Linked DNA regions of Homo sapiens: regions 1 and 2 are each linked to region 3. A link is an interaction called in ENCODE POLR2A ChIA-PET data of the cell type or tissue named here. Cell type or tissue: PC-9. All regions are shown on one strand. Each heading gives the region's core, and the rest is flanking DNA. Links, peaks and the distances in the headings are about the cores only.

Evidence for each region. Peaks named below come from ENCODE experiments on the same cell type or tissue, not always from the same donor. Only the 100,000 strongest peaks of a DNase experiment are listed, where the experiment ranks them.
Region 1: POLR2A ChIA-PET joins it to region 3 with 5 read pairs; 14 of 35 experiments call an interaction of 5 or more read pairs at or near these places.
Region 2: POLR2A ChIA-PET joins it to region 3 with 6 read pairs; 1 of 35 experiments calls an interaction of 5 or more read pairs at or near these places.

Annotation. Positions count from the first base shown.
Region 1 is chr7:98,332,859-98,337,858 of GRCh38, forward strand. The region is part of intron 3 of BAIAP2L1 (BAR/IMD domain containing adaptor protein 2 like 1); the gene reads right to left. Among named protein-coding and RNA genes, the nearest start is that of BRI3, 54 kb to the left of the region's middle. RefSeq lists a silencer at 1,286-1,486. In PC-9, for the core only: no CTCF peak of the experiment used is centred there; no DNase peak of the experiment used is centred there; H3K27ac peaks cover 455 bases.
Region 2 is chr7:98,175,573-98,182,990 of GRCh38, forward strand. All of the region lies in intron 7 of LMTK2 (lemur tyrosine kinase 2), which reads left to right. Among named protein-coding and RNA genes, the nearest start is that of BHLHA15, 32 kb to the right of the region's middle. In PC-9, for the core only: no CTCF peak of the experiment used is centred there; a DNase peak (open chromatin) is centred at 2,999.
Region 3 is chr7:98,413,984-98,421,401 of GRCh38, forward strand. No RefSeq gene overlaps it. Among named protein-coding and RNA genes, the nearest start is that of BAIAP2L1, 17 kb to the left of the region's middle. RefSeq lists an enhancer at 4,370-5,569 and a silencer at 4,939-5,099. In PC-9, for the core only: no CTCF peak of the experiment used is centred there; DNase peaks (open chromatin) are centred at 3,158, 3,788 and 5,118; H3K4me3 peaks cover 1,757 bases; H3K27ac peaks cover 3,886 bases.

The sequences.
Region 1 (5,000 bases), core at 1-5,000, 82 kb before region 3:
AACCTCCAGAAGCCCCATCTGCACCCGGGGTTAAGAGGTAGAGCCCTTGCCAGGACTCTCAAAGCCCTACGCGACCCAGCCTCATGCCTTCTGTCTGCAGACCTCATCCTCGCCTGCCCCTCAGCCACACTGGCTTACATGTGTGACCCAAGCCCACTAAAGCCTCAGGGCCTTTGCACTTGCCAGCTCCCACTAGAATGTTCTCCCCAGACACCTGCCTGATGAGTTCCCCGCAGTGCACGTCCCTGACCACCCTACCTAAAACAGCTGCATCCCACCCCTTCTATCACTCAGTGGCCCCTTGCCTTATTACTACCTGGATATTAGACTTGTTTATCTGTCCACCCCACTAGAATGTTAGTTCCCTGATGGCAGGGACTTCTGTTTCATTGATTTATCCCCAGCAACTAGAACAATGCCTACGAGACAGGAGATGTTCATTTAAATGAGCACACTGGGCCAGGTGCGGTGGCTCACACCTATAATCCCAGCACTTTGGGAGGCCGAGGCAGGCGGATCACCTGAGGTCAGGAGTTCAAGACCAGCCTGGCCAACTTGGTGAAACCTCACCTCTACTAAAAATACAAAAAATTAGCTGGGCGTGGTGGTGGGCGCCTGTAATCCCAGTTACTCAGGATGTCGAGGCAGGAGAATCACTTCAACCTGGGAGGTGGAGGTTACAGTGAGCTGAGGTCATGGCACTGCACTCCAGCCTGGGCAACAGAGGAAGACTCTGTCTCAAAATAAATAAATAAATAAATATAAAATAAATGAGCACACTGGTATTTAAATATCAAAGAAAAACTACTGCAATTTCTTGATTATTAGACATTTGGTTTTATGTCATTTTCAGAATACCAAGGGATAACTACCCCGCCCACCCTCCCCAAACTAAGGGACAATTTTCCCCACGAACCAAGAAGAAACAAACCCTGTACCCAATCCCAGTACTCCAGTCTTCATCTTCCTCCCTGGCTCACGGCTCCACGATGGTGCCAAGGCTCATGTGTGGAATGTTACATTTTAAAAAGCGGTGCACAAAGTCTATAGGCACAGGGTTTAATTATGTAAAAAGAGGCATTTAAAAATAATAAAGTTAGAAATTGAGTTTGATGTTTATTAGGTTCATTTCTCAGTAAAGGTATACATTTAAAAAACACATAAAGTATATTTTAATTCCCATTTTAAAATGAAAGTACATTTCTAAACTTCCCGGGGGACTCATAAGCTATTTTAAAATGTTAATATGAAATGAGAAATTAGGCAGAAGAATAAACATGGCCTAAGATTAAAATGTTTAATCAAATAAGAAGAAAAAGAGAGATCTTAGTAGGTAACAAATTTCTATAGTTATAAAAATGGAAGCTACTAACAGCCCTGCCTTCGAGTTTAAATGCCTGAGTCACACAGATCAGCATCAGTGCACCCAAGAGTTATAGGAACAGGCTTACTCTGGAGTCTAAAAGTCCAGCTTCATTGTAAAGAGCTCACCATTTAATATGCCTCTTCAGTCACCTAGTAATTTTTATTTTACCTTTGAACTCATACTTCTAAAATATTAGTCAGTTTTTTTTTAATAACTCAAAACCTTTTAGTCCTAATAATACCAATTCTTATTTCAATTTGAAACAAGAACATACAAACCCAGAATCTGCAGCCTGGCACACAAAATAACGAGGCTCATTAAGGGGTTTTTGTTTTTTTGAGACAGAGTCTTGCTCCGTCACCCAGGCTGGAGTGCAGTGGCACGACCTCGGCTCACTGCAACCTCTGCCTCCTAGGTTCGAGCAATTCTGTCTCAGCCTTCCGAGTAGCTGGGACTGACTATAGGTGCCCCCCACCACGCCCAGCTACTTTTTGTATTTTTAGTAGAGATGTGGTTTCACCATATTGGTCAGGCTGGTCTCGAACTCCTGACCTCAGGTGATCCGCCCGCCTCGGCCTCCCAAAGTGCTGGGATTACAGGCGTGAGCCACCTTGCCTGGCCAAGTTTTTAAAAATTTATCCCTGGCTGGGCGTGGTGGCTCACGCCTGTAATCCCAGCACTTTGGGAGGCCGAGGCAGGTGGATCACGAGATCAGGAGATCGAGACCATCCTGGCTAACATGGTGAAATCCCGTGTTTCTCTACTAAAAATACAAAAAAGTAGCCGGGCGTGGTGGCGGGTGCCTGTAGTCTCAGCCACTCAGAAGTCTGAGGCAGGAGAATGGTGTGAACCCGGGAGGCGGAGCTGGCAGTGAGCCGAGATGACGCCACTGCACTCCAGCCTGGGTGACAGAGCAAGACTCCATCTCAAAAAAAAAAAAAAAAAAAAAAAAAAATTTATCTCCCATGATCCTCTCCATGAGCCCTAAATCCCAGGTCAATGGAAATATCCCATCCCTTCTCTCTGTTCCCTTCTCCAGAAAAGATCACCCTTTCCACTTCCAACGCTGACCATGGGGATATTACATATCATACCCTGACACTCAGTTTCCCTCCACCCCCACATAGGTGGGATCATCTCTTCCTATGAAATCCTATAGGCTTTGTACCATTTTACTCTAGCATTCCATCCTGTATTAAAACTATGAGTATAAATGCACACGTGTGTGTGTATATATTTCATCATCTCCTTTACTGCGTTGCAGGTATCTTGAAGGTGGGGACCAAGTCTTATTAATGCTGTAAATAAGGACCTTGATTTCAAGAAAGCCCAGATAAATCTGATTCATTGGATTAGAGCCCAATACTCTTATCTGATACACTCATTCAGTCAATCAACAAACATTTCTAAGCTCATCCTTAACTATATCCGATTCTCACATCCTTGCCTCACCAGAAATTTATAACTGAGGCAGGCAGCAGTGGCACAGGGGTGGTAACTGCTGCCAGCTCCCCCGCTGGGACTCCTCTCCGGCAGATGCCCCTGAAGGACCACCGGGACACCTTCCCTCAGCTTCAGTCCCATTCTTGAGACACTGCAGCGGCACAGCCGTTCACAGTTCCTGTCCAGGTTTTACAGAAGGGCTTGTCCCAAGGCCATTTTTTATACTGAACCAAATTCTGGCTTCCTGGATCCTCCTTCAACCAGACTGAAGGAATGATAGACAGGGGGTCTAAATCCTCCTTAAAAAGGGAAATCATGTCCTTTGCAGTAGCATGGATGCAGCTGGAGGCCAGTATCCTAAGTGAATTAACGCAGGAACAGAAATCCAAATACCGCATATCTCACTTATAAGTGGGACCTCCACATTGGGTACTCGTGGACATAAAGATGGGAACAACAGACACTGGGGACTATGAGGGGGGGTGGGAGAGAGGGGAATAAGGGTTAAAAAAGTAACTATTGTGTGCTATGCTCACCACCTGGGTGACAGGATCAGTCATACTCCAAACCTTGGCATCACATGATATACCCAGGTAACAAACCCACACATGCACCCCCCGAGTCAAAATATAAGTTGAAAGTAAAATAAATAAATGCATAAATAGGCCAGGCGTGGTGACTCACGCCTGTAATCCCAGCACTTTGGGAGGCCGAGACAGGCGAATCACTTGAGGTCAGGAGTTCGAGACCAGCCTGGCCAACATGGTGAAAAACGCTGTCTCTACTAAAAATACAAAAATTAGCTGGGTGTGGTGGCGGATGGCTGTAGTTCCAGCTACTTGGGAGGCTGAGGCAGGAGAATCGCCTGAACCCAGAAGGCAGAGCTTGCAGTGAGCAGAGATTGCACCACTGCACTCCAGCCTGGGCAACACAGCGAGACTTTGTCTCAAAAAAATAAAATAAAATAAATGCATAAATATATCATTCTCTTACATGCCCAGTCTTCCAGTTTTTGAAGACTGCTTTCATGATTTGCTCCCTGCATAGGCATCCAACATTTAAGGGTCGCCCTTAAGAAAGAGAATACAAAACTACAAATTGAAAATGAAGTGCCCTACAAGGTTTTAGAAGGGGTGGAGAGACTGGAAAGGCCTAAGGTTGAGTGCCGTGAGTTTTGTGGTGAATATTTCACTATCCATGGAATCAAGGACTTTGAATTTAAACCCCAGCTTTGCTCCTTACCTGTTGTGTGTACTCCTTAGCTGGATGAAATTAGACAAGTCACTCAACCTAAGCTTCCATTTTCTTGTCCATAAAATGGGAATAATCTCTCTTACCTGAGAGGACTGCTGTGAAAACTAAATGAGACTCCTGAATTTCGTATTTCCATTAATGCTAATAAAATTCATTTACTGTGCAAAGCGCACTGAGTCAGGGCCAACTAAAACTCTTCACGGGGTCACGGCGAGGTTACGAGGCAGCGCACGTGGGAAGTGCTGGAAAGTGTGTGGCACATTGTCTGAAAGATCTCTGACCAACCAGGACCCAATTCTGGTTTTCAGATACCATTTTTTTTTTTTTTTTGAAAGAGTCTCACTCTGTTGCCCAGGCTGGAGTGGAATGGTGCAATCTTGGCTCACTGAAACCTCCGCCTCCTGGGTTCAAGCAATTCTCCTGCCTCAGTCTCCCGAGTAGCTGAGATTACAGGCGTGTGCCATCACGCTCAGCTAATTTTTGTATTTTTAGTAGAGACGGGGCTTTGCCATTTGTCCACAATGGTCTTGAACTCCTGATCTCAAGTGATCCACCCACCTTGGCCTCAGATACCTTCTTGTGTGAACAGTTGAGGAGAATAAGGCAGCAATCAGATGTTAATGGCATTGCTGCCAGACTGCCTGAATATTCCAGAGTGCCAGAAAACACTGGTCAAATAACTGCTACTCCTACAGGTTTCATAGTTGGGTATGTGGCCGGGCGCGGTGGCTCACGCCTGTAATCCCAGCACTTTGGGAGGCTGAGAAGGGTGGATCACAAGGTCAGGAGTTCGAGACCAGCCTGGCCAACATGGTGAAACCCCATCTCTAATAAAAAGATACAAAAATTAGCTGGGCTTGGTGACGTGCACCTGTAATCCCAGCTACTCAGGAGGCTAAGGTGGGAGAATTGCTTGAACCCAGGAGGTGGAGGTTGC
Region 2 (7,418 bases), core at 968-5,967, 240 kb before region 3:
AGAGAAGGCACTACCTAAACGAAAACCAAACCGGAATTCATATATGGTGGGTGTCCATGAAGTTTCCTTATTTCCCTTTCTACATGGAAGACTTGCTGAAGGCAGGGATTGTATCTTCCTGACCTTTGTATCTCCCATGATGTATGTCACACAGAAATGAGGAAGGCTTCAAGGGAAAGGAACCAGTTTGACTGCAGCTACAACCCAAGAAGAGATGGAAAGACTGTAATCAGCCGAGTAGCTACACTGGGAAGGTGATTAAAGAGCTTTCATTTTAAAAGGCTCGAGGTCCAGAGGGTTTCATGGGTGTCCTCTGTCTGACCTTTAATGAACAGGTGGCTCCAGTGTATTTAAACTATTCCGGACCATAAAGAAGACGGAAATTTCTATAACTCATATCATGAATCCAACACAAGCTTAATAGCAAAAGATGACATAAAGAAATTATTGACGATTCTCCTGAATGAACATAGACACAAATACTAGCAAACTGCATGTAGCAGTGTGTGAATAAAACAATTAAGACTTATTCTAGGACTATAAGGGTAGATGTGTATTATAAAAATATGTCTACATAATTCATTCCATTGACAGAATAAAAGAGGAGAAATACATTATAGCAATAGATTGCAGAAACATCATTTAGTATAATTCAGCAGCTATTCTGTGTTTACATAGACTATGTAAACATATTCTCCTCTGATGGGAAACATTTCTTCCGACAGGAAAGGAAAGATACAACTTAAATATCATATGGACTAAGACTCAAAACTTTACCAAAACTTAATAGCAATATCATGCTATTGCTAAATGGCAAAATAATAAAGTCCTTTCAATTAAATGAGAAACCAGGCAGAGATGCCCACTATTTCTGTTACCTTCCAACATTTCTTTGGAGGTACTAGCTAATACAAACACAAACTATAAAATTATCAGTTTAAAAATAATAGGCCCAAGAAATAAGGGGGAAAAAAGAAAAAAATAATAATAGGCCAGGCACAGTGGCTCACACCTGTAATCTCAGCACTTTGGGAGGCCGAGGTGGGCAGATCACTTGAGGTCAGGAGTTTGAGACCAGCCTGGCCAACATGGTGAAATCCCATCTCTACTAAAAATACAAAAAAATTAGCCAGGCGTGGTGGCACATGCCTGTAATCCCAGCTACTTGGGAGGCTGAGGCAGGAGAATCGCTTGAACCCGGGAGGCAGAGGTTGCAGTGAGCTGAGATCGCACCACTGCACTCCAGCCTGCATGACAGAGCGAGACTCCATCTCAATAATAATAATGATTTACTGAATGCTTCCCACATGCCAGCTACTTTACACCAACTCTTAAGTGGTAGTGCTGGTTTTCCCGTCTGTGTTACAGGTCAGGAGACGCAGGCACAGACAGGTATACTGACTTGTTCAGGGTCGTGCAACTGGAAGCCAGCAGAGCTGGGATTCAAAGCTACACCGTCTGCCTCCAGATTTCACACTGTTAACCACCGAGCTACACCACACAATCATTGGAAAAGAAGAGAACATTGCCCTTCTTTACTGGTGCCATGGTGTTGGATGTTTAGAAAAACCAAGAAACTGTGCTTTTAAAAAATTAGAATTCATAAAAGAATTTGTTGTGGCTTTTTATAAGACAGTATACATAAGTCAGTAGTTTTTCTCTGTACAGGTGTAATTATGTACCCAGTAGTGAAGGTGGATAAAAACCATTTTATTCTGAATAATGCCAAAATTATAAATTATCTGGGTATATATTATGTGAGAAAGACACAGGACTGTATGAAGAAAACTATGAAATCTTATTGAAGAATGTAAAATAACATGTGGACACATGGAAAGATGCACCATGATTTATGGTGGGGAGGCCACACAAAAATGCCAGTTCACTCAAAGAATTCCCATTCGAATCTGAACAGGGTTTTTATTTATTTTTTATTTTTTTGAGACAGGGTCTCGCTCTGTCACCCAGGCTTGAGTGAGTGCAGTGGCACGATCATGGCTCACTTGCTTGGCCTTGACTTCCCAGGCTCAAGCAATCCTCTTGTCTCAGCCTCGCAGGTAGCTGGGACTATACATATGCACCATCAGTGGTGGACCCTATTCCAGCCAGAGGCGTTTTCCCTAGGGTGTAATAAGAATTTCACACCCTGTGGAAGAACTCTGTGTACCCAAATCCTAGCAGGTGCCTGAGATACACACAGCAGGCACTCAGTAAATGTACCATTGCCCAGCTAGCAAAGACTGACCTAATAAGCAGGGCAAACACTGTCAAAACTCTAGTATAAAGTTGCCTCTGTGTGCTTTATCGGAATCCTCTTGTTTTAATCCTCTCCTGGTACGTCTCCATCCCATCTTAGAGTGTTAAGTGCAGAGTCCCTTCGGAAGCTTAAGTCTTTGTGGCTGCCAGAGTCAGAATGACGTGACGAGCAGAGGGAGGCTTTGGAATTGAAGTTTTCATTCACCTCTCATCAGCTTTACCAGTATAAGCCTGGTTATTTCATCCTTCGGAGCTCTATCTCTTCTATAAAATGGGGATCGTCTTTAAAGCCCTGGAGTGCTGTTGTCAAGATGGAGATAAAGTATGCCAAGCTGCTAGAAGAATATTCAGTAACTTTCCGGTATTTTGCTTCCTGTCTGTGAACTCTTCTTATCAGGAATCCAGATTACTCGGGAAAGCATAAGTAGTTCACATAATAGAGGTGTGGATTATTTTGAAAATGCCTCCTGCGTGTTGAGTTTGCATTGGAGAACCCCGAAGACGCGCAAACTAGTCCTAGCGTGAGTGAGCAGCAAGCAGTGGTACTTCCTTGTGAATCGGGGTGGGAACCCTTCAGAACCGCGAGCTCCCACTTTCTGTCGATCGCTCTGCTCATGCGGCCCTGAGTCTCATGGTTACTGTGGTCTCAGTCACAGCAAGTGCTGCCAAGCTCAGGCGACGCTGCCAGAGCCTTCTGAGAGCCGGGCGGGGCTGGTGCCACTGGTAGCCTCATCCCTGGACCTGTTTTTCAACTTGAAGGGAGAGCAGACTGGCTGTGTGTTTGCATTTCCTGACAAAAGCAGCCATTGACGTCAAGAGTTCCCTCTGTTGTTAAGAAGTGACACCTGTGTGTTTTTCTTTAGCTTTGCACGTTATTGGGCTTCAGATAATATTTATTTTTACCAACTTTGGCCCAAATTGTATCATTACTTTGAATCTGTACAGCACTTTTATGTTTTCAAAACATTTCATGTATTTTTCAGTGTTACCCTTGCAACAGCCTTGTGAGTTAACCATTTCAAGTGCAACCTGTTGTTTCGTGAGGAAACTGAGGCTCCTCTGCTATGCATGTGACCAGCCCAGCATCACATGGTCTTGCAGCAGTGGAACTGAGATGAGCTCCTGGCCTCCTGACTGCCCAGGGCTCCCTCCCACTGCATTGTGGAGCCTGGGCACTTGGGGAGGAGTGGGGCAGGACCCAGTCCTGCCACTGTTTGCTTCCTCACCACCTCTGGGTTTCAGGTCATGAGAAGCATTGCCTTTTCCCCTGGGAACACCAGTTGCTTGCTTTCGAGTTTTATAATGAGAGCCAAGGACCTTCTGCAGGCGTAATTGTTCATCTTTTACCAAGCCTTTGCATTTCAAGTATCCAAAGACCTACGTGGAATGTTAGTATGGAGAGAGAAGAGGAGGGAGGGACTGGGACAGTCATCCTGCCATCCAGGAAATGCCTGAGCTCGACATCGCCCAAGCTAGCCTCAGGCTGCTGCCCCTGGCCTAGCAGGATGCGTGCTTGCCCTTGTTGGGATGCTGGCATCCAGCTCCTTGTTCTGGTCTCAGGAGGGAGATGTCGGGAAGGTTCACAGGGTCTGTTTATAGACCCTAGAGGTGGTCGTTGGTGGTGCCCAGTGACGGAGCCTCTGTTGGCAAAACCTGTATCTCTGCAGTCGCAGCTGTTGGCCCAGTGGATAGAGCAGCCTTACTTAAAGCATTTTCACTTTTCTGTCCTCATATGGCATGTTCCTCCTCCCTCTCTCCCTCCTTCCCTCTCTCCCTCCCTCCCTTTCTCCCTCCCTCCCTTTCTCCCTCCCTCCCTCTCTCCCTTGCTTAATTCCAAGAAATGGGGACCAACATTCTTCTTACAATTAGAAGATTCTTTGTTGTTCATAACAGTGGAGTCACAGGTGTCCCAAGGTTTTTCCCAGGCAGTTCAGCAGGCCTGAAGGCTTCTGGATGGAGTGCAGAAAATCACTTGTAAGCACAAAGAGTGTGGCAAGTGATGTGAGGTAGCTAACTGGAATCCACATTGAGGACCAGCTGCGTGCTTGGAACAGCAGCTCCAAGTGTCACTGCATCATCGTTGAGAGTTATTGACGGTGAAAACACAAACATATTACCGAACACTACCTTGCTAGCTTTGTGGCCCTAGCGAAGTCACTTCAATTCTCTGCCTCAGTGTCCATATTTGTTAATGAGGAAAATAATAGTACCCACCTCACAGGTTTGTGGTGAAGATTAAACACTTAGAGAAAACATAAAATGCCTCTTGTGAAGTAAGTATTTTTTGAATATTAGCCATGATTATGTTATTGAATCAATGTTATGTATCAAGCTGTTACCGAATTATATCGGTGTTAGCCGTTGCTGTCATCATCTCCATTATCCTTGTATTTCAGACATGTGAGCTTTGGAAATTAAAATCTTTGAAAATATGAATGTGATAGTTTAAGTTTTTGGTCTTTTGCCTTTCTGTAAAGACATACATTTTGCACTATGGAAATTCAGCTTTGATATCTTCAGTTTACAACTTAAAACTATAAATTAGGCCTCCTTTTCTATTTTAATTTAATGGCTTTTTTATTCGTATACCAGTTGGTGATTATAAAGACTCTAAGGGTTAAAGCCAAAAGCCAAAAAACTTAATCTGTTGTCTGTGTGGAAAGTTCCTTTAGAAAAAGTAGTTTTTACTTGTCAAATTGTGTGTTTTTGAAAATTAACTGTTTCTTAAAATAAATTCTATAATTGTTCTGTGTCTTGAAATATGCTCTTTACCTCCCTTGTGGAGAAGTAGAGAGTTTGGAAGTCATGAAAGTAATTTGGAAAGGGCCTGACTACAACGCTTGCATATCTTTGAGAAAGGGGAAAAATAAACATTTTTAATAATGTGGATTATTTTTGGGTGCTTGAAGTTATAAATTATATTAATATTTACTTATAACAGACTATTACTAGACTATTACTCAAGTAATACAAGCTGTAAAAAAAATTCACCAATTTTGCTAATAGCATTTTAGAGTTCCTTCTTAGTCACTCTGAAAATACAAGGAAACACTCTTTCAGGTCGGGCCGGGCCCAGCTGGTTCCGGTTCCGTGAGCGCCCGGCAGACTGAGGGAGAGAGAGAGAGAAAGAGGAGGGGAGGAGGAGGAGGATTCAGGGAATAGGAGCTGGGGAGCCCTTCTGCGGAGCCCTTCTGCGCCACAGTGATATCAGTATCAAGATAAAAGTGTGGAATGGGAGAAAAATTCTCAAAGCCTGAAAGAAAATCTGGAGATGCTGTTTTTCCAGCAGCTCAGTTGAGGGAGAACTTAGCTTGTGTTTCTTGATTCCTCTTCAACTTCTGTTTGCAAACCAAGACTTGTGTTTGGAGAACTCTATTGTACTGAGCCTAAGTCATTTATGATCTATAACAAGAACATGCATTTTCACATGTCAACTAGATTTGTGGACCGGTAAAGTTCTCCCCAAAGAGATGGGCTCTCACCCTGCCATCCAGGCTGGAATAGTGGTGCAATCATAGCCCATTGTAGCCTCCATCTCAAGGACTCAAGGGATCCTCCCTCCTAGGCCTCCCAGGTAGCTGGGATTACAGATATAGAAAAGCATATCCTAAAATTCATATGGATTCTGAAGGGACCTCAAATACTCAATACAATACAGTCTTGAAACAGAAGAACAAAGCTAGAAGACTCACCTTTTCTGATTTTAAAACTTACTACAAAGCTACAGTAATCAAAACAGTGTTGTACTAGCATAAGGAAGACATATAGACCAATGAAATAGAAGAGAGAGCCCAGAAATAAAACTTCATATATATGGTCAAATGATTTTTTTCTTTTTTCTTTTTTCTTGAGATGGAGCCTCGCTCTGTTGCCAGGCTGGAGTGCAGTGGCACGATCTCAGCTCACTGCAACCTCCGCCTCCTGGGTTCAAGCGATTCTCCTGCCTCAGCCTCCCCAGTAGCTGGAATTACAGGCACCCACCATCATGCCCGGCTAATTTTTGTATTTTTAGTAGAGATTGGGTTTCACCATGTTGGCCAGGAAGGTCTCCATCTCTTGACCTTGTGATCTGCCTGCCTTGGCCTCCCAAAGTGCTGGGATTACAGTTGTGAGCCACTGCACCCAGCCGGTCAAATGATTTTTAACAAGAGTACCAGGACTATTCAATGGAGAAAGGATAGTGTTTTCAACAAATGCTGCTGGGAAAATGGGATATCCACATGCAAAAAATGAAGTTGAACCCTTAACTAACACCATATACAAAAATTAACTCAAAATGGATCAAAGACCTAAATGTAAGATGCAAAACTATAAAAGTCTTAGAAGAAAATAAGGAAAAAACTTTATGACAGTGATTTATTCAGCAGTTATTTATTGGGTATGACATCAAAGGCACAAGCAACAACAACATAGAAGACTACATGAAAATGTTTAAACTTTGTTAATCAAAAGACACTATCAATAGGGTGAAAAGATAACCACCAAATGGAGAAAGTATTTGCAAATTATATATCTGAAAAGGGTTATATAAAGCATATATGGAGAATTCGTGCAACTCAACAACAAAACAAACAGCTTGATTAGAAAATGAAGGAAAGTGTGTATTTCCTTCTCCAAAGGAAATATACAAATGGCAATAGGTACACCAAAAGATGCCCAGCATCAGTGATCATTAGGAAAATCCAAGTCAATTTCCCATAATGAAATACCACCTTACACCCATTAGGATGGCTACTATCAACATCAAACAATAATATGTTTTGGTGAGGACGTGGAAAAATTGGAACCCTTGTGCTCTGTTGGTGGGAAGGTAAAATGGTATAGTCACAGTGGGAAGCAGTATGGTGGCTCCTCATAAATATTGAAAATAGAATTTCCATGTGATGCAGTGATGCCACTTATGGGCATATCCCCAAAATGGTTGAAAACAGGGTCTTAAAGAGATAATTTGTACACCCATGTTCATACCAGCATCATTCACAATAGCTGAAATATGGAAGAAATGTAAACTAAAAATAAAACTTTAAGCTTTCCAATTGTCTGAATGAACTCATCCTCTCAGCCAAGGACATCTCACAGTTCAGGACATGATGGGGAGGGGGCGATCAGATTCCCCATTATACTCTCCCTTTGGAATTCAGGCACAACTGACCAGCATTAAC
Region 3 (7,418 bases), core at 940-5,939:
TTACAGGCATGAGCCACTGTGCCCGGCCTCTGCCCCTTTTTTCTACAACAGGGGGCAGAGAGATAGAACCCTGGTTTTCTGGTTTCCTTGCAGGCAGGAGCAGCAAAACAGACACATTCTGGCCAGAGACAAAGGAAACGAAGGAGACAAGGAGACAAAGGTCTACTGAGAAGGCTGAAAAGTGAAATAGTGGAGGTTCTGGAAGGCTTTTCCTTCCTTCCTTCCTTCCTTCCTTCCTTCCTTCCTTCCTTCCTCTCTCTCTTTCTTTCTCTCTTTTTTTTTTTCAGGAAGTCTTTGTTTTTTTTTGCCCTCCTCATAACTTCCTAGAAAGCACATGTGGGCTGGGTGCAGGGGTTCACGCCTGCAATCCCTATGCTTTGGGAGGCTGAGGCAGGAGGATCGCTTGAGCCCAGGAGTCTGAGACCAGCCTGGGCAACATAGCAAGACCCCATCTCTACAAAGAAAAAAAAATAGGCAGGTGTGGTGGCAAGCACCTGTAGTCACAGCTACTTGGAAAGATGAGGCAGGAAGATTGCTTGAGTTCAGGAGTTCGAGGCTGCAGTGAGCTGTGATTGTGCTGCTGTACTGCATCCTGGGCAACAGAACGAGACTATGTCAGAAAGAAAGAAAGAGAGAAAGAGAGAGAGAGGAAGGAAGGAAGGAAGAAAAGAGAAGGGAAGGGAAGGGAAAGGAAAGGAAAGGGAGGAAGGAAGGGAAAGAAGAAGCAAGGAAGAAAGAGAGAAAGAAAGGAAAGAAAGAAAAGGAAGAAAAGCGAGGAAGGAATGAAGGAAGGGAGGGAGGGAGGAAGGGAGAGAGAAAAAAGGAAGGAAGGAGAGGGAATGAAAGGAAAGAAAAAGAAAGAAAGCCTGGGCACAGTGGCTCAGGCCTGTAATCTCAGCACTTTGGGAGGCCGAGGTGGGCGGATCACGAGGTCAAGAGATCAAGACCATCCTGGCCAACCCCGTCTCTACTAAAAATACAAAAATTAGCTGGGTGTGGTGGTGTGTGCCTGTAATCCCAGCTACTTGGGAGGCTGAGGCAGGAGAATCGTTTGAACCTGGGAGGCAGAGGTTGCAATGAGCCGAAATCACGCCATTGCACTCCAGCCTGGCAACAGAGTGAGACTCTGTCTCTGTCTCGAAAAAAAAAAAAAAGGAAAGAAAGAAAGGAGAGGAAGGAATGAAGGAATGAAGGAGAGGGAGGGGGAGAGAGAGGAGGGCGAGTAAGCAGATATGATGATATCATGCAAGAAGTAACCAACATCTTGTAAGCTGCTCTGAGCAACAAACAAGACCAAGCATCATCAAGTTGAGATTGGCCGAGTGGAGAGACACATCCTGAGCCTCTCACAGCATCTGTGAGCATGGAGTTTTCTGTTCCTTTCATCTAAAACATTCCCAAATGACCTATACTGTTCTTAAAACCTGGGAGAATTTGCCATTGTGTTGAATTCAACATATACACACAGAACAAATCTTCAAGTGAAAAAAATTCAAATGGTGAGAAATGTTCTCCTGAGACTTTTCATACATTTAAATTTTTTCATTTTGGGGATGACCATATTTTGAGATAAAATGAAAGATCACGGGCTGCCAAATTCCAGTATGATTATGGAGACCAAAGGAGGGAAATGTTATTAAAATTGGGGTGCTCTTGAAAAACCTATTGTCTGTGAATTTATGTCCTTAGGCCACTTTCCAAAAGCACTTTCGTTTCAACGTAATCAAAGAACATCATTTTACACCCACTCTTCTAAGAAATAAATTTCAGAATCATTTTTCAAGGTTGGAAAATAGGAACCTTGTCTAGAGAAATCACTTTGCTTTTGAGTCACTGTTACTGCAAGACTTCCCACAAAATAACATTGACAATATCCTCAGAAATCCTTGAATAGTATTCATGCATTATTATCAGCTAAAATGATGATTATCTTTGGGCTTGCAATGGAGCAAATAATTCTTAGATCATTTCTCTTTTTCAAAAAATTCTTAACCTGTTGTGGTAGCTCATGCCTGTAATCCCAGCACTTTGGGAGGCCGAGGAGGGTGGATTGCTTAAGCCTAGGAGTTTAAGACCAGCCTGGGCAACACAGTGAAAGCCTGTCTCTACAAAAATTAGCTAGATGGGGTAGCACATGCCTGTAGTCCCAGCTACTTGGGAGGCTGAGGTGGGAGGATTCACTGAGCCCAGGAGGTTGAGGCTGCAGTAAGCCAGGATCCCACCACTGCACTCCAGCCTGGGCAACAGAGCAAGACTTTGTCTCAAAATACATAAATGCATAATAATAATATATTTTTCTGACATCAAGAGTTGGTCATATATATATGTGTGTGTGTGTATATATATGTGTATATGTATATATTTTTTATATGTAAAATATATATGTATATATTTTTTTGAGACACAGTCTCACTCTGTCGCCCAGGCTGGAGTGCAGTAATGTGATCTTAGCTCACCACAATCTCCACCTCCCGTGTTCAAGCAATTCTCTTGCCTCAGCCTCCCGAGTAGCTGGGATTACAGGCGCGTGCCACCATGCCTGGGTAATTTTTGTATTTTTAGTAGAGACGGGGTTTCACTATGTTGGCCATGCTGGTCTTGAACTCCAGCGATCCTCCCACCTTGGCCTCCCATAGTGCTGAGAATACAGACGTAAGCCACTGTCCCTGGCCAAGATTCTTTTTCTTCTAGCAAAGGCTTTCTTCTGAACACAAAAGGAGCTGAGATTTTGGCTGTTTACTCATGGCAAAATGACAGAAAGTCATTTAGATCTTTTTTTTTTTTTTTGAGACAGAGTCTCGCTCTGTTGCCCAGGCTGGAGTGCAGTGGCACGATCTCGGCTCACTGCAAGCTCCGCCTCCCGGGTTCACGCCATTCTCCTGCCTCAGCCTCTGGAGTAGCTGGGACTACAGGCGCCCGCCACCACACCCAGCTAATTTTTTTGTGTGTATTTTTAGTAGAGACGGGGTTTCACTGTGTTAGCCCGGATGGTCTCGATCTCCTGACCTCGTGATCCGCCCGCCTCAGCCTCCCAAAGTGCTGGGATTACAGGCGTGAGCCACTGCGCCCGGCCAGAAAGTCATTTAGATCTTATTTGGTTTTGAAACATTTGGATATTGACACTAACAGGTGAAATATGTGGGCGTGTGCATTTTCCCCTCAGCTCTGACTGCTGTTTGCTTGTTGAATAGACTCCTGAGTCTAGAATCAATGGATTCTTCCTCCTCATAGGCACAGCAGCTAGGACAAAGAGGTCATATTTTTGCCTGGAGATGTTTCCAGGCCCTGATAAGCCTGACATTGGCTACAACAGGAAACCCCCTTCCCAATTCTGAGCAGCTGGAGGCTGTGGCCTCGGTTCCTGAGGACTCCTTGAAACGGGACAGAAATGCAAAGACAGTGTCCTCATCCTGGTGGGAAAACAGTAGGTCTGGGGAATTCACTTCATGTCTCAGTGATAACATCCCCTGTGACTTGGAGTAAGTCACATCACGGTCATGTCCCCAGCTCCCTCTGTCCTGGTCAATAGGAGTTGGAGGGAGCAGTGCTCCAGATGACCTTGTGGGAGTGGTGAGAGGCCACGGTTTTCCTTGGGGGCATTTCCCCAAAGATGTGGCTGCCACCTACCAGGTGTGACTTCAGGTGAGTCGGAGTAGCAGCCAGGGCTGCCTGAGTGGAGGTCGAGGGAAAGTCACTGCCTGCATCGGCTGTCCCCTCCTTCCCCTTCAAGGCTGCCTTTGATCTCTGCTGTCAACAGAAATTGCAGCTCATGCTGAAGTTTTCTGGCCTGGTCTTTCACCCCCCACATTCAGTCTGGTTGGTCAAGTCACGTGTAATTTCCACACCCCCTCAAAGGTTGTGCAACTACCATGCAAATGCATTTCAAGTTTAGCTACCTTTTTTTTTTTTTAAACAGAGTGAACTTTCTTTCTTTTTTTATTTTTGAGACAGAGTCTCACTCTGTCACACAGGCTGGAGTGCAGTGGCATGATTTTGGCTCTCTGCAACCTCCGCCTCCTGGGTTCAAGCGATTCTCCTGCCTCAGCCTCCTAAGTAGCTGGGATTACAGGCGCCTGCCTCCACACCCAGCTAATTTTTCTGTATTTTTAGTAGAGACGGGGTTTCACCATATTGGCCAGTCTGGTCTCGAACTCTTGACCTCGGGTGATCCGCCCACCTTGGCCTCCCAAAGTGCTGGGATTATAGGCATGCACCACCGCTCCCAGCCAGCAGAGTAAACTTTCTTGAATGAATTTTCTTACTATTTAATTTATTTAATTATTTTATTTTATTTTATGATACATGCAGTCTTACTCTGTTGCCCAGGCTGGAGTACTATGGCACCATCATAACTCCCAGCGGCTTTGAACTCCTGGGCTCAAGCGATCCTCCTGAGTAGCTGGAACCACAGCTGCATGCCACCACCCCTGACTTTGATTTATTTCTGCTGGCCCATTTCTCTGCCTCACAATGGTAGAGAAATGCCTGAGTCACAGATAGGCTAGGTGACCAGGGAAGCTTGGAAGAAACCCCACAGGCCACCCAAGCTCCCAGGCTACCATTTGGAGATCGTTGCTTCGGAGGAATCCCGGGTCAGGCTGCTGGAATCTGGACTCACACTTCCGAAACCTCAGTGTTCTGATCGATGCTTTACAAGCTGGCTTTGCCCACCTCTCCCATGGAACACCCTTCCTCCACTGGTCTTTTGAAATTATTGCTGTTGGTCTGATTTTGCTGCCTCTGCTACCAGACGGTAAGCAAACCCTGCTGTCACTTTCTTGCTGTGTGTCCTGGTAAGATGTTTCTCCACATTGAGCCTTTCCCCCTGCTTATTGGCAAAATGGGAATGAGACACTGTGAGTTTTACCCACATGGTATAGACAGAGCCTGCAGGGTACTGGGTATGGGTCTGGGGATCTGAGATGTCCCTTCATCAGCAGCCTTTATATCAGCAGCCACACCTCCTCTGTAGGGTTTCACCCTAGCTTAGCTCTCTGAGGACCAGGTCTCCCCTGGAGCCACGTCCTTGTCTGCCAGGGTGGGTTGAGGCATGACTCACTATGACCAGAGACTCACCCTTGAGTCACTTGGATCAGGCAGCCCAGGACGGATGTGACGTCATCAGCAAATACAAGCAGTCATAGACACAGGGGCAGCTCTGTTTGTCTTGGAGATAAACTCCACCACCCAGGCTGGGCTTTGTGGAAAAGGTGAAGGACACCAGGATCATAGGTATTAACTTCCTATGATGACATGTTTGTGGAGGGACCGGAGAATCTCAGGGTGAGAAAATCGCTGGGGATTGTTCTGTAGCGGAGGAAGGTGTGTCCTTGGCTACTGTAGGGAAAGGTTGCCCTTACTTTGAGGTTGTGTTCTTATCTCCTCCATGTCTCTAACTTTTATAATCCAACCAGAGGATCTTCTAATAAATACTCTGCCTCCTATTACTGTATGTCTCAGCTAAAAGACATATCCTACTGGCCAGGCGTGGTGGCTCACACCTGTAATCCCACACTCTGGGAGGCCGAGGCGAGTGGATCACTTGAGGTCAGGCATTCGAAACCAGCCTGGCTAACATGGTGAAACTCCATCTCTACTAAAAACATAAAAATTAGCCAGGTGTGGGTGGTACATGCCTGTAATCCCAGCTACTCAGGAGGCTGAGGCAGGAGAATCTCTTGAACCCAGGAGGCGGAGGTTGCAGTGAGCCAGGATCGCACCACTGTACTCCAGCCTGGGCGACAAGAGTGAAACTCTGTCTCATAAAAAAAAAAAAAAAAATAGACATACCCTACCCGGGGAAGGTAGGGGCGGCTTTTTAGCCCCGGAGAGCTCATTCAACCCCTAGCCCTGTGCCTGCCTCCCTCGCTGGATAGCAAACTGAAACCAGTCTCCCCCATGTAAACCCAGGGCCCCCATGGGGCCTGGATTTTGTCATTTTCTTCGGGGTCATGTAACTCTTGGTTATACAACAAGAGAGGTGATGGGATTTCCTTCTAGGGTGGTGAAAAGGTTTTGAACTAGTCAGAGGTGAGGATTGTACAACATTGTGAATGTACTGGATCTCCCTGAATTGTACATTTTATTTTACTGATTTACTTATCTATCTGTTTATTTATTTTTTGAGACAGAGTCTCACTCTGTCGCCCAGGTTGGAGTGCAGCGGTGTGATCATAGCTCACTGCAACCTCAACCTCCTGGGCTCAAGTGATCCTCCTGCCTCAGCCTCCAGAGTAGCTGGGACCACAAGTGTGCAGCACTGTGCCCAGCTCATTTTAAAAATATTTTGCAAATCTGAGGTCTTGCTATGTTGCCCAGGCTGGTCTTAAACTCCTAGGTTCAAGCGATCCTCTCACCTCAGCCTCTCTAGTACCTAGGACCACAGGTGCACACTACTGTGCCTGGCTAATTTTTTGATTCTTTGTAGACATGAGGTCTCACTGTGTTGCCCAAGCTGGTCTCAAATGCCTTGACTCAAGCAATCCTTCTGCCTTGGTCTCCCAATGTGCTGGGATTACAGGCGTGAGCCACCTTACCTGGCTGAATTGTACATTTTATTCTCTCTCTCTCTCTCTTTCTATATATATGTGTATATATATATGTATATATGTATATATGTGTATATATATATGTATATATATGTATATATGTATATATGTGTATATGTGTATATATATAATTTTATTTATTTATTTATTTATTGAGATGGAGTCTCACTCTGTAACCCAGGCTGGAATGCAATGGTGTGATCTCGGCTCACTGCCACCTCTGCCTCCCAGGTTAAAGCGATTCTCCTGCCTCAGTCTCCTGAGTAGCTGGGATTACAGGTGTGCACCACCACGCCCGGCTAATCTTTGTATTTTTAGTAGAAACAGGGTTTCATCATATTGCCCAGGCTGATCTCGAACACTGTCTCAAAATAAATAAATAAATAGTGTGCTAAGTCAATTTCTCCCTCTCCACACCTGTCCAGTCTTATTCTTCCTGAGTGTGCTATATCAGAGTTGTGGATGGACGAAAGGAGAGGATCGTGACAGGCAGCAGCCCTGGAGTTCCACTCTCCCCTGCAGGGAAGGCTAAGGGGCCTGCCTTGCGCTACGGTTTCATAGAACTGGAGTCCGTCAAACCTTCCTGAGCCCTAGCGGTAGCCTGGGAGTCAGGAGGGGCAGGTGTGTGGGGAGCTGCGCTGACTGCCCACTGCGTCCACTAGATGGCGCGCTGGCTGCACAGGTAAGCGCGTCGCACCTTCCCTGAGTGGGTCCAGCTTTCGGGAATCACCTGCCGGTATAGCCAGCACCTGTTAGCTGATCCCCGCCCCAGGTCTGCTGCATAGACGAGGAGACTGAGGCACGAACAGGTGAAATGACTCAACTGTTATCTTTTTTTTTTTTTTCTGAGACAGAGTCTCACCCTGTTTC